Linked DNA regions of Mus musculus: region 1 is linked to region 2. The links are chromatin contacts, found by Hi-C or POLR2A ChIA-PET in ENCODE. All regions are on one chromosome and are shown on one strand. The core of a region is the stretch at or near the end of the contact, and the rest is flanking DNA. Distances in the headings are between cores, read along the strand shown.

Region 1 (7,550 bases), core at 664-3,163, 44 kb after region 2:
GTGAGTTCCAGGACAGACAAAGCTACATAGTGAGGCCCCATCTATAGATAGATAGACAGACAGACAGGAAGACAGACGAGAGAGGGGAAAGAAGGAAAGAGGGAGAGGGGGAGGGGGAGGGGAGGGAGAGTACTTCCTGTTAGGAGATGCTCCAGCTATCCAGATTATATTTGCTCACACACAACTGTGTTGCCATCTAGTGGTTGGGTTGATAATTCACTGTTTATTAAAAAGGGGGTTATGGACTAAACATAAAGATTTTTTTTTTTTTTGGACACCAAAAGTATAAGAAAGATTTCATTCTACTTTCAAGTTTTTCACCCCTGAGGTTGTGAGATGTGTGGAGAGCACATCCCTCAAGACTTATCACAATGAAATTCGAGCAAATTCCTGAGTGTTTTCACTTTCTGCACAGGTAGCCGTGAGCTTAGGTGTGCCCCTTGGGACGTGCTCATACTAGCTGTGGGGTAAGACTCCTCTTCCCCATTCTTGAAGTTCAAATTGCTTTTCGGGGAATATTTATCAAGGACCTGATTTTATTTCATGTTGGCTTCCTAGTCACTAAAATAATACAAATTACTATGTATTATCTTCAGACTTAAAGGACACCTCTCACCATTAGGTGTAGCTCCATCCTACCCATGAGAGGGCAGTAGAACACATGCATGTTAATTAACGTTCATCTTGGAATTCAAATCTTCATCCTGCTAAAGAATCTTCGTGGATGCAAACTTCAAAATGTAAATCTTAAAAACGCTGTTTTAGTCCCGAATTTCACCTTGTACAACTATCTGTGATACTTTCCAAACAGACTAGATTAAATGCCACTTGTGTTGGCTCAGGACTATGCTTGCACCCCAGAAGCAGGGGTAGGAGGATAAGAAGTTTGAAAAATAATAAAGAACACACATGTCTACATTTAAAGACATACACATTAGGTAAGGGATCAATGGAGTTTGCAATGTATTCCAAACCATATTTACATTTATTTCCTCACTGGAGTATTTTAAAGGAATTGTCAATACTTCTCCCTCAGGTAGAAAGTAATCCTTTTACTGTCCCCACCTCATGTCCCCACCTCATAGCTTCACAAGGGATTGGGACTTTTTTTTTTTTTTCCAAGTCTTGGTTGAGTTGGCTGGTGACAGTCATCCGCGATGTGTAATTAAACACCTCTCTGTGGCAGTCTTCTATTTTGGTACCTCTGTGTGAACAAGCCAGGGAAGTTTGGTTACCAGACACAAGGTCGGATGGAGTGGGTGGGGTGGAGTGGGGCGGGGCGCGGTGAGGTGGGGCAGTTAGATCGTGCTGGGAAATAGGTTCCACTCATCCCAGTCTCGCAGAGTGAAACTGGGCTATTCTTGCAGCAGGCACAGAGCCATGTGCATACCTGAGCAAGATCGTGTGGTAGGGAGAATTTAAGCGTGAGTCTCAAGTGGGTGTGGCAACCCAGTCGGCACCCGGACTAGGCACCAAAGGCATCCGGCTTGTGATTCCAAACCCGGGGCCAGGTGCGTTATTGGCATCTCTTTACTAGCTGGCATTCCCGATGAATGTTTGCTCCCTGAGCTGCTTTGGGGTTTTCTTAAAGAAGTTGCTGTTTGGCTCCTCTGGTTCTACTAGGCTCTGCCTTGCTGTAAAGGTCTGTCTCGTGTAGTCGCACAGACCGTAGATCCGGAGATAGAGCTTTGGCTCCAGGCCTGGGCAGGGGCTGCACCGTGGAACCAGCGCGGTGCAGCGCACACTGGTACCCCAGCGCTGGGGGCGGAGAGACCGCCTGGCGTGGGTTCCGAGCCTTGAGGAGAGCCCTGGAAGGACAGAGCCTTACTGGGTGAGCTCGGGGGCGTGCCCAGGCAAAAGAGGGCGTGTCTTAGCCTGGAGGGCGGGGACTGCGGAACCTGTGGGGGCGGGACGAAGATGTGGGCGCTGGATCCCAGAGGCCACCGACGCGAGTCTGGGATCCCTGCGCGAGGCGGCGTCGCGGCCCAGGCAGGTAGGCGACGGGATGCAGCGAGGGAGTGGGGCCATGGGGCCTCTGCCGCTCAGCTGTTGGCGTCGCCCCATGGCGTCCCGTGTGTTCGTGGTCAGCCGAGAGCTGGGTACCTCGGGCCAGGGGAAGGCGGGTGTCAGCCTGCGAGCCGCGGGCGCGGTCGGGGGTGCAGGGCCGGGGAGCCCAGGCGCTCGCCGCCGCGAGGAAACGCGCCTATCAGGCGGTCTTGAACTTGGACGTGCCCGGACGGAGCACTTCAGACAAGCGGTAAAGCGTGTGTTCGCGCGCTTTGCTTCGGAACTACGGGGCAGGCACGATAGAGGAAGTCGTCAAGTAGTTTTTTAAGATAAAATTCCTACAGTGGGACTGGAGTAGGACTGTGGAGTAACCAGGAGAGAAGATGATGATTAGATTGTGAGTCAAAAGGCTTCGCTCTGGAGCTCAGAGCCGCAAACAAACCGTCACACCTCCGTCAGGGTTAACTCTAAGAGGTGTGTGTCCCCGGAGTGCAAAACTGGGACGCTCATGGGTTCTCATGTTCTGAGAGGAATGACAGTGTTCTACAAATGTCAGGCATTGTTGTTTGATACACACACACATGCACCCCGGAGCATGTGTAGTTTGTAAAACTACTAAGTGCCTAGTACAGTAGGCACCCTGGTAAACCTTTATCCCAAAGCTACTACTGATTCGCCTGTATTGTTAGAGAAAGTTCTAACTTCTGTTTACTATGTAAATAAGTTATCTAAGCGTCATTTCCACATAATCACCATTGTTTGAAGAGCAGAGCTATTCTTAACTGAGTCATGACATTTTCTAAAATAGCATGCTATCTGTATACCGTAGTGCAATCATTTACCATGAAGCTTGTACCAATCAGAAAATCTGTTACTTTGCCTTAGATTAGCTGAAGGTATTTCATAAAGTGAGCTGAGAGTACTGCCTCAAAACAAGACTTTTATTTTGCAAATTCAGGGGCTGCTTATAAAAAGATCTGAGTTCTCTAAAACAAAGTTAATGTGTGGCTGTGGCATTTGTACAGTTTTTATTATAGACATTTGTGTTCTCTACTTGTGTGTGTGTGTGTGTGTGTGTGTGTGTGTGTGTGTGTGTGTGTATTTTAGGGAGAGATGGGAAATTTAAAAAGGAATAGCAGTCTGTAACCATGAGGTTTCTACTAGGGATACGTAAGAGTGATCTGGAGTATTTTCAAAGACAGAAACCAGCAACTGTAGTAATTGTGTCTCAAGGCCTCTTGTTAGTCTGTTAAATGTGGCAATTGACTTTTTTTAGATGCAGAAATATCAGTGTTTTTGATTGAGAACAGTAGGCAATTTCTTTCCTTTTCTTATTTAAAATTTAAAATTAGGGCATGTTTGTCACCAACGTGCAAAGAATCCTGGGTTCAATCCCAGTACTTCATAACTGGGTATGGTGGTGGTCCCATCCCACTCAGCATAAGAGAGGTGCAAGAAGGGACTCAGAAACTCCAGGTCACTCCTTACTATGTAATGAGTTTGAGGCCAGCCTGGGATAGTGTGACTCTGTAAAAAAGCAAAACAAAACAAAGTTAAAAATTCCTCATATTACAGGGCTTGCGAGATGCTTTGGGAAATGAGGGCACTTCTTGCCAAATCTGAAGACCTGAGTTCAATCCCCAGGCCATGTAGAAGGACTTAGCCAGCTATGTAGATTGTCCTCTGACCACAAAATGTGTCCCAACACATTGCCCCTTCCCCAAAGTAATAAATGTAATAAATTTATTTATTTATTATGTGTATATGTGTGGGCACCCAAGGTGCATGTATGGAGGACAGAGGGCCATTTGTAAAACTTAATTTCTCCTTCTCTTGCATGGTGCTGGGGATTGAACTTGGGCTCAGTGGCAAGCACCCCTACCCACTGAGCTAAGTCACTAGTCCTTCCTTTCTGTCCTTGTAGGATGAGACTAGGGTTCTGTGACTACTGCTATCAGTGAACCACATCCCTGCCTCCAACTGGAAATCATATTACTAGTAAAAGATTTGTAGTGATCCTTATGTGCTAGGCAAGGATTGTAGAGCATTGTGTACCACAGTGGAGTTTAGTGGAGTGCAAGAGGGAAAACTACGAGTAAATAATCCGATCCGGTGCTGCTTTAAGAGTTTTATTTGTGGGGCTGGAGATGACCCAGTGGTTAAGAGCACTTGTTGCTCTTCCAGAGAACGTCAGTTCCCAGCACCCATGTCTGGTAGTTTACAGCTGCATGTAACTCCAGCTACATGGGATCTGACGGTCGTTTCTGCCTTCCAAGGACAACTGCATACAGGTAACATGTGCTCACATATACATACATATAAATAAAAACAAATCTCTAGCCCAGTGTAATGGTGCATGCCTTTACTCTCATCACATGGGGGAGGCAGAGACAAGTGGATCTCTGTGAGGTCAAGGCCAGCCTGGTCTACATAGTGAGAGTTTCAGGTTAGCCAAAGTAGAGTGAAACCTGTTTCAAAAAAAAAAAAATCTTATAGAAAAAGAATTTTATGGGCTGGAGAGAGCACTGCCTGCTTTTCCAGAGGGCTTGGGTTCATTTCCCAGCACCCACATGGCAGCTCACAATTGTCTGTAACTCCTGTTCCAGGGGATCCGACGCCCTCACACAGACATACGTGTAGTCAAAACACTGATGGACATAGAAATAATAAATACATAAAATTTTAAAACAAAAAGTTTTATTTAAATATTTTCAACAATTCACTTGGGTTTTTGAAACTTTTTTTTTGTTTGGGTTTATTTTTGTTTGCTTTTCAAGACAGGGTGTGTTTTGCATTTGTGTGTGTGTGTGTGTGTGTGTGTGTGTGTGTGTGTGTGTGTGTGTAGCCTTCACTGTCCTGAAATTAGCTTGGTAGACCAGGCTGTCCTGGAACTTACAGAGATCTGCCTGCCTCTGCTTTCCAAGTGAAACTTAATTTTTGAAACAGGATCTTACTATATAACCTAGGTTAGCCTTTAACTCATTATGTCGCTCAGGCTGGCCTGAAATATACAGTAATTCTGTCTAGATCCCAGTGCTAGGATTTCAATGTTTGCCACTATCTATGCTTGGCTAAAACTATTTTCAAACAAGCTTTAATCCTGTACTGAATAATGAGTTCACTGAGAATTTATAATCTGTTGATCTTACAGGGCTAATACCTTACATTCATCCTACTTACTGAACAACTATCCAAGGTGTAGCTTAGAACCTACATTGCAGACATGCACAGGAAGGATGCTCTCCTATCTAGGAGAGTATGTAGTCCTTCTACGGAGTGGGCTAAGGAAGTACTGAAAAGCTATTTTGAAAGCTGACTAACAATAAGAGTATCAACTGCTACTTGTGGGTCTTCCTCAGTGCAGGCAGTGCCCTGAATTCATTTCATGTATTAGCTTATTTAGTCCTCCTCACAAAAAGGCTCTCCTGAGGGATGCTGCCATTAGCTCCTCACTGGGAGGCATAGAGAAACTGAGTAACTTGCCTGCCACCCCTTTATGTAGAAAGGGGTCAGGCTGTCAGGCCGCAGTAACACTGAATGCAGCCCTCAACCCCTGCACTATACTGAGTTTCAAATTTAGTAAGACCCAGTGCAATCTAACAGGTATTTAAAAGAAGCACTTTTATGAACTATAAATGAGACAGACACAAATACATGAGAGAGAGAGAGAGAGAGAGAGAGAAAGAGAGAGAGAGAGAGAGAGAGAGGACAGACAGAAAAACTGGTATTACAAGATATAGAGGCATGTCCAAGCTACAATTTAATTATACTTTGTATGTAAAACTTTTTTTTTTTTTTTTTTTGCTGATGAATGACATGGGATTCTTCTTGTTTTTAAACTCCCAGCCACTTAGGGCATTCTCTTAGCAATATAAGAGGTGTCTGTTTTTCAATAAGAAGTTTAAAATACTTGTTCTCAAACCGTGACTTAAATGTTAACTACAAGAAAAGAAAATGCGCCAAGCATGGTGAACATACCTATAGTTCCAGCACTTGGAAGACTAAGGCAGGAGGCTAGGACATTTGGTAGGCTCACCTGGGCTAAGAATGGAAATCTGTCCCAAATCAGTCAGTCAATCAATCAATCAACCAATCAAGTCATTATGATAACAATGGTCTAGACAGAATTTAATGGGAAACAATGATGAAAGCAGTTGTTCTACATGTGGTAGGAAGGAGGGCTGTAGAAGGGCACCATATTTGAGTTTGGTTTTGAAGGATGATTAGGGGTCTGCAGAGCAAGGGGAAGGTATGAGTGAGAACCAGGAAGCTGTATGACTATACGGTATGTTTGAGAACTGTGTCTTAGTTTCTAAAGTCAGGGGTACAGAGATGGGTGGTTCAGCTAAAAATAATCTAGAAAAAGAAAATTACAGAGCACAGTTGTTTGTTACATTAGATCACTGCAATTGCTGGGTAAGGTCTCTGGAATAAAGAAGTGAGTGACTAAGTTCAGTTTGGGGAAAACCCTTTCACTGTAGACTATGGTATTGAGGGTATTTTTTTATACTGAGAAGTATCACATATTTTTAACAAATACTCAGTGTAAAGCTATGATTCGGGGTAGGGGAGAGAGATGAAAGAGTCTGTTGATGTCGTTATTGGAGAAAAGCTGTATATTGTAAGAACTTTGCAATTTTGTCTAGAGACAATAGAACCAGAGAAGGCTCCTTTGGAAGTAGTTAAGATTGCACCGTGATGTTCTGTGTGGTGGCTGGATTGAAAGAAGCCAGGCAAAAGGCAGAGAGAGAAGTCTGAAGGTTGATAAGATAGATAAGTAGATAGATGGATGGGTGCGGCCATGTTTGCTGTTGTTGAAGTACTCCTGGTGGAGCAGATGAGGACCTGGAGAAAGAAACAAGTCCAGGGCAGAAAGAGGAGAGGGCAGACAGGAAACCGGGGATTGGGAGTGCTCAAGACCTGTTAGCTGTGGAGGGCAAAAGGCAGTGGCTTTACTTCTTAGCTCAGGGACACAGGGCCTGGCTGTATTATCTTTTACATGATGGGATGATAATTGTCTCTGTTCTGAACTTGTTGGGTTTGAAGTGTTCTATAGAGCATGGGGGTGCAGATGTCGGGCAAGGTCCAGAGGCCAGGATGAGCTTGGTTGGTGAGGTTTCAGACCTAACTAGCTGAAGTTCACACAGTAGAGACTCACTCCGAAGAGATTTACTCATCATAAAGCATTCAGGTGAGGTTTAGTTGAAAGTTCAACAGTTTTCAGGCTGACTAGGTAGCCTGGTTGGTAGAGTGCCTGCGTCACTTGCTTGAAGACCTGCGATTAGCCTCCACTATCATGCAGAACTAGGTGTGGTGGGCCTTGCCTTTACTCAGCACTAAGGACGTGTGGAGGCAGGGGAATCGTCCTGGCCTACTGGGAGTTTAAAGTCAGCCTGAGCCTTACTCTCTAGCCCTTTGATATTTCCTTTAAAACAGGCCCTTTCAGATATTTTCAAAGAGAGGCTGGGAGTGTAGCTGAGTTAGTAGAGTGCCCGCCTAGCATGCAAGGGGTTTTGGGTTTGATCCCAGACTCACATAGGTTG
Region 2 (6,697 bases), core at 2,195-4,694:
AGTGCTATGTCTCTGGATGTGCAGTCTGTCCTGAACTTGGTCAGGGAAAGTCATCAGCCAATATTTACTTGCTTGCTTGCTTGCTTACTTGTTTATTTTTAAGACATGGTTTCTCTATGCTGTTTTGGCTGATCTGGAATTCACCCTCTTGAGTACTGGCATTTAAACTTTCATGGATGTCTCAGTTTTTTAGACTTTATTGCTTTGGGACAAGGGATAAAGTAACAACATTAGTGAGGAGAAAATAAGTGTGATTATTAATAATGTCACTTGGTGGGGATTGTCTTAGTCATGCTTAGAATAGAATGAATGGCAGTTGTTTCAGAGGTATGACTTTCCTGATGAATTCTATCATACACCAGCTGAATTTAGCTCATCATTAGTAATGCCATGTTTTCTAAGTCCTTTCTAATTAGGGTTAGCATTATCTTTCAAAGTGAATTGCTCTTCCTTTCTGTGGTATGTGTTCTCCATTGTAAATTTTGTTTTGTGTGTGCTCTTTTTCCAGTTTGGCTTTATTAACTATGAAGTAGGAGATAGCAAGAAGCTCTTTTTCCATGTGAAAGAAGTTCAGGATGGCGTTGAGCTACAGGCAGGAGATGAGGTGGAATTCTCAGTGATCCTTAATCAGCGCACTGGGAAGTGCAGTGCCTGTAATGTCTGGCGAGTCTGGTGAGTTTCTATGGTTTATTATGGTTGGAAATAACTGCTCTGAGTTCATCCCTCACTCATTCATGCATTCTGTGCTTTCTTTGCCACTCTCCTCTGGCTGGGTTTAGTAGGAACTATTTTACACTTCTATCTCTATCTAATTTTGTCTTTTTCTGCTAGTCATTGCTTTGTTTGAGATAGGTCTCAGTTTTATATCCGTGACTTACCTTACTTTCAGCTTGCTGCCATGTGCCACCATATCTATTTTTCTATCTCTGGTATTTATTGTCTGGCTTTGAGTCCTATAACCCTGACCTGAGAAACACTTAGGTACTATGATGCGTTAGCACTGTGTGTGCTGTAGCTTAAATACTAAACGGTTATATGATCCTTGTACTTAAGAGTTTAGCTTATTGGCTCGCTCTTTCTGTCTACTCACTTTTAGACTTTGTGCTGCTGAAATGTTTGAGATAGGTCTCAGTTTTATACCTTAGTCATTCTAACTTATGCTATTAGGTTTTTAATCTCAACATTGTTCCTTTAAGAGATAGGAATCTAGACCTATTTCTTCATATTTGGCTTTTTTTCAAGATTTTTTTTTTTTAACATCTTTTACCTTGTTTTGTGTATCTGGAATTAGTCTCTCTGTTGACAAGTCTAGGATTCTTTATAGCTCCAATGCTGTTGAAACTCTGAGCTGGGAAGTATATATAAACTTGTCTGTCTTGTCTTGCTAGCTAAGATGAGGCAAGAAGAGTCTCCCTCATTAAAAGTGAGTCATTTGGGTAGGGAACATACAACTGCTTGCCTTCTTCCCAGCAATTGTTGGTTCTTCTCACTTTCACTCTTACAGTGAAGGCCCCAAAGCTGTTGCAGCTCCTCGACCTGACCGGTTGGTCAATCGCCTAAAGAACATCACCCTGGATGATGCCAGTGCTCCACGTCTAATGGTTCTTCGTCAGCCAAGGGGACCAGATAACTCAATGGTATGATTTCATTAGGGATGTGAGGGAGGTCAACTAATAATCTTACTTGAGCTTAAAGAAGTTAGTGAAGCAAGCAAGGGTTGCTTATCACTAATTTGGACTCCCTAACACATTAATTCAGACCCTAATAGAGTAGATGCTTTCTATAAGAAGCACTTCTTTCCGTTTTGAGATAGGGTCTCATATGTAGATTAGAGTGGCCTTGAACTCCCCACTCTCTGCTTTGCCCATGGTAGGATAACTGATTACACCAAGAAGTGCATTTCTTGGTATATTCTATTTAATAAGTTTCTTACTCTTAGGAGAGAATTGGTAGTGGATATGATAAATACTTTCATAGTTGATTTTAGAATTGTATGTTGTGATTGTCAATACACTCAAATCATTAACTGTTATATTTCTTCATAGGGATTTGGTGCAGAAAGAAAGATCCGTCAAGCTGGTGTCATTGACTAACCACGTCCACAAAGCACATCATTAATTCACTATGGTCGAGTTGGGGGGATTCTGGTGAAGGGTTCTGAATATCTTTCTCTTCATCCCTCCCAAAATCTGGAATACTTATTCTATTGAGCTATTACACCAGTTTTAACACCTTCCTCGTGTTATGTTTAAAGAAAAAAATAAATAAATTTAAGAAACCATTTTAAAATTATGCACAGTTGCAGCCTGGAAAACTTAAAGGTGGCGCCTTATAGTGTCAATTTAGGAGCTTTATTTGGTGCATTTAACGCAACTGGTAATTGCAAATTCCACTTGGCCTGTGTAAGTGAACAATGCAGACTGTTACTTTGTTGGCCCTATGAAATTCTGCACTCTAGTCAGTATATACTCTACCTTCATGACTTAACACTCAGCTGCATTCTTTTCCTATTTTTTCCCTGTTCATTATGCTTTAATTCTGAGGACCATATGAAGGTAGAATATATTACCTTTAAAAATTGCAAAAATTTATATAGCAAACGATATTCTTAAGTTGATGGCCAAATGTTAAAATGTTATTTTCATATCATTTATAATCTTGTCACAATCCACTTAACGAAGTTTGATTACATTTCAGTGAAAATTATCTTCCCGAGTAGTTTTTTTTTTTTTTTCTTCCTGGGATGGGGGGGGTAAATAACTTTACTACAATTAGTATGTGTGGTGCAGAATTTCATGCAAATGAAGTGTGCCAGCAGTGTGATAATTTAAACATATTTAAACAAAAGACGAATGCACAAAATTGCTGCTGCTTAGATCACTGCAGCTTCTAGGACCCAGTTTCTTTTACTGATTTAAAAACAAAATGAACAAAAAAATAATAATAATAAAAAAGTTGTGCCTGAAATGAATCCTGTTTTTTTTAATAAATAGCCCCGTGGTTCCAGTGCCCTGTTCAATACAGGCACTTGATCCTTGGTGTAGCTTCTGTTCAACTTTGTATCACGGGAACGGATTGGCCTGATTTCTCGGCCTTCATCTTGAATTGGCCCCAAACAGGGTCCCTGGCAAGTGGAGTGAAGGCTTTTTGTCTAACAATGACAAGGGTCAGCTCAGGGGTTGTCGGGGAGGGCGCTTTCATCTTCCCCGTTGTCATTTGAGGTTTTGAACTCTGGGTAAAGAGGCCGTTTATCTTTGTAAACACAAAACATTTTTGCTTTCTCCGGTTTTATGTTAATGGCGAAAGAATGGAAGCGAATAAAGTTTTACTGATTTTTGAGACACTAGCACCTAGCGCTTTCATTATTGAAATGGGGGCGGGGCGGGGCTGGACTGGGTGCGGCCGGCTGCAAGACTCTAGTCGTCGGCCCACGTGGCTGGGGCGGGGACTGGGGCGCCTTGGGCGCCTAGTGATTACGTAGCGGGTGGGGCCGGAAGTGCCGCTCCCTGGCGGGGGCTGTTCATGGCGGTTTCGGGGTCTCCAACAGCTTCTCAGGTTGAAGTCCAAAAGCCTCCCGAGGCGGGGTCTGCGGAGTTTGAGGTAAAGCTCCGGCCTGCCTGGCGTCGGACTTCTCAGCGTGTGAACGCCTGGCGGGGCGGGGAGACGCGGAGACTTGGCGAGCTGAAACAAAGGCTTGGGTGGGGGACTCTGGCTGGCTCTGGGGTGATTTTCGGAGCCGGAAAGGGGAGTTTCGGGAAGTGGTTGTGCCAGGCGGACCCCAGAGCTTGGGTTTGCAGGAATTGGAAGAGGGGGGTTCTTTTCCCGTAAACTGAGGGCGGGGCCGAGTAGATTGAAAAAATAGTCGCTGGTCTTTAATCCAATAATCTGGCCCGCACTCATCTGCAAGGAATGCTATGTTTCTGAATCACTTTGAGAACTTAGTGGAAGGCCACGTGTATCGAATGGGTGCCTTAGAAACAGAAGAGTTTGGTAAACTCATAGAAGCCCTTGAAGTATTGTAGGTTTGGTTTGCCAGTTTAATCGTAATTGCTGCTTTTCTACAGGTTTTTGCTGGTGTGAAATGACTGAGTACAAACTGGTGGTGGTTGGAGCAGGTGGTGTTGGGAAAAGCGCCTTGACGATCCAGCTAATCCAGAACCACTTTGTGGATGAATATGATCCCACCATAGAGGTGAGGCCCAGCCCCTGCCTGGCCCTTATCCTCACTTTGGGCTTTCTCTTGCCCATAACGGCTCTTTGAAAGTAAAGAGAAGAGAAAGCAAGGAGGTATTCCAAAAAAGCAGTAAACAAGTTCGTGCTTACTGAGGATTTCCTTTTAAAAGAACACAGTTTTCATTGTTTCTTTATGTCACAGCTCTTTAATAGAAACGTAGGTCACAAGGAAAAAGATTGTAGGCGATCATACAGTGAGGATAGAGAACTCAGAGCTCTGGATAGTCTGAAGTTGTCATTTTTGATCTAGTCCAGATTGAGTTGGGGTAGAAACAAGTTGAGATTTTGAGTCATTGTATCTAGGAATTTCTTCACAATTTAGTTACGGATATTGAGGAAAATCACCTAAATCCTTACAAGTCTCATATTTCTATATGACGTTAAATTTCTATCACTTCCCTGGGATTAATGGTGCAGGTATGTATAAGTCCAATTTGTAAGCATTCAAGAGGCTGAGGGAGGAGGTTTCAATTTCTAGGCTTGCCTGAACTACTTACTGAGGCCCTGTTTACAAAAACCAAATATTTTTTTCATGTGTAAACCTGTTCTAACACACAGGAATGTTAGTTAAATTCAGATGTCTACACAGGTTACATTTTAATATATTCATGAAACAAAATATAAGCACATTTCCAAAACCACAGATAAGGTCTTCTAAGTTTGGACTATTATATAATAAAAATAAGAATTTGGCCATAAATCCATACTAGATGTTTCTGGTTTTGTTATTTTTTATTAGTGGTTTTGTTTTCTTTGGTTTTTTGTTTTTGTTGTTGTTGTTGTTATTGTTTGTTTGTTTTTTGTTTTTGTCTTAACCTCATAACTCAGGCTGGTTTTGTTTTTGTTTTGTTTTTTTTTGAAACAGGGTCTCACTGCACTACCCTGGCTGGCCTGAGACTTGAACTCACAGATATAAATTCACCTGCCCTTATGTCATGTGTGCATGCATGCGTGTGATTATGTATGTGTATGTTTGTTTGCTATTCATGCTACTGTTAGCGGGTTGAGGGTAAATCACATAGGTAGGCGTATTCATCCTGGTTAATTACATTTCTCTGGTTTTAAATAAAGATTGAGCCTGTCCTTGTCCCCCCCACCACCACCTCCTCACTCTTTCATATTCCCAGGATTCTTACCGAAAGCAAGTGGTGATTGATGGTGAGACCTGCCTGCTGGACATACTGGACACAGCTGGACAAGAGGAGTACAGTGCCATGAGAGACCAGTACATGAGGACAGGCGAAGGGTTCCTCTGTGTATTTGCCATCAATAATAGCAAATCATTTGCAGATATTAACCTCTACAGGTACTGGGGATATTTTCTGAAACAAAAAATTTGTATGTGCTCTGAAACTATACTAAAGTATATGGACTTAGGAAACATACAACTTTTTAACATTTTGGTGATATTGTTTTGTTTTGTTTTGTTTTGTGGAGGCCAGAACAAGTGCAACAGCAGATATGTGCCATGGGAGGCAGAAGACAGCTAATAAAAGCTCCCTCCTTAGGGCCTGGGCATCTTGGCTTAGTTAGCAGGCGCCTTTGCCCATGGACCATCTTTAAACCCCAAATATTAAAAAGAATCTGCTAGGCAGTGATGGTGCACACCTTTAATCCCAGCACTCAGGAGGCAAAGGCAGGCGGATTTCTAAGTTCGAGGCCAGCCTGGTTTACAGAGTGAGTTCCAGGACAGACAGGGCTACACAGAGAAACCCTGTCTCAAAAAACAAAAGAAAGAAAAAGAGAAGAATCTGATTTTCACTGAGTGTGTGGTGTACTGTCACGGTACTACTCGGGAAATGGGGTCTGCTACAGAGTAACAGTAAGACTTCTCAGAGAACTGGTGAGTTTCAGAGCTATTTGGGCCCTAAGGATTTTAGTACAACATTCTTACTCATTTTACATTTTTGAGACAGGATGTTGCTATGTATCCCAGACTTACCTTGAATTTAGCACTTGGCCTCAGCCTTCCAAGTGCTAACTTTATAGGTATATGCCAACACTCCCAGCCAATATTCTGAGTTCAGAGGTGTTAGATTTTCAGAGTTGTTGTGATTTTTCTGTTTGTTTGTTTAAGTTTGGTCTGGTTTTAAAGACAGGGTTTCTTTGTGTGGCCTGGAACTCTTTGATCAGGCTAGCCTTGAACTCACAGAGCTCCACCTGCCTCTGCCTCTGCCTCCCCAGTTCTGGGATTAAAGGCATGCACCACCACTGCCCATCCATATAGCAGAGGTAGACCCCCAAAACACTGGGTCTCTCTCTCTTACAGCAGCATTCTATCTTTAGTCACTGTCAAAGTTAAAACATGGCTCTGTTATTAATTAGCTAAGTAACTTTAGGACAAAATACTAAATCTGTGTGTCTCTGTGTTTCTGAATTTATTATAAGAATACCTCCATCAGCCGGGCGTAGTGGCGCACGAGGTGTTGGCAGACTTACAAAGTATACACAATGGGTCAGACAC

Evidence for each region. A loop is a pair of places that touch in the nucleus more often than their neighbours do. ChIA-PET counts read pairs that join two places held with the same protein, here RNA polymerase II (POLR2A).
Region 1: a loop to region 2 is called in a map of heart, with 3 times the contacts of the local background. The contact joins the promoter of Dennd2c here to the promoter of Nras in region 2. A Hi-C loop is called at or near these places in 3 of 37 maps with a recorded cell type or tissue (gastrocnemius and heart). POLR2A ChIA-PET finds 5 or more read pairs at or near these places in 3 of 5 experiments (Patski and embryonic stem cell).

The regions. Positions count from the first base shown.
Region 1 is chr3:103,100,746-103,108,295 of GRCm38, forward strand. It overlaps Dennd2c (DENN/MADD domain containing 2C), which reads left to right and starts at 1,914. Exons shown (of 19, transcript NM_001384113.1): 1 at 1,914-1,993.
Region 2 is chr3:103,054,841-103,061,537 of GRCm38, forward strand. Nras (neuroblastoma ras oncogene) reads left to right here and starts at 3,445. Exons shown (of 7, transcript NM_010937.2): 1 at 3,445-3,600; 2 at 4,065-4,192; 3 at 5,361-5,539. The coding sequence starts at 4,082. Csde1 (cold shock domain containing E1, RNA binding) reads left to right here. Exons shown (of 19, transcript NM_001161854.2): 17 at 509-672; 18 at 1,505-1,637; 19 at 2,046-3,346. The coding sequence ends at 2,093.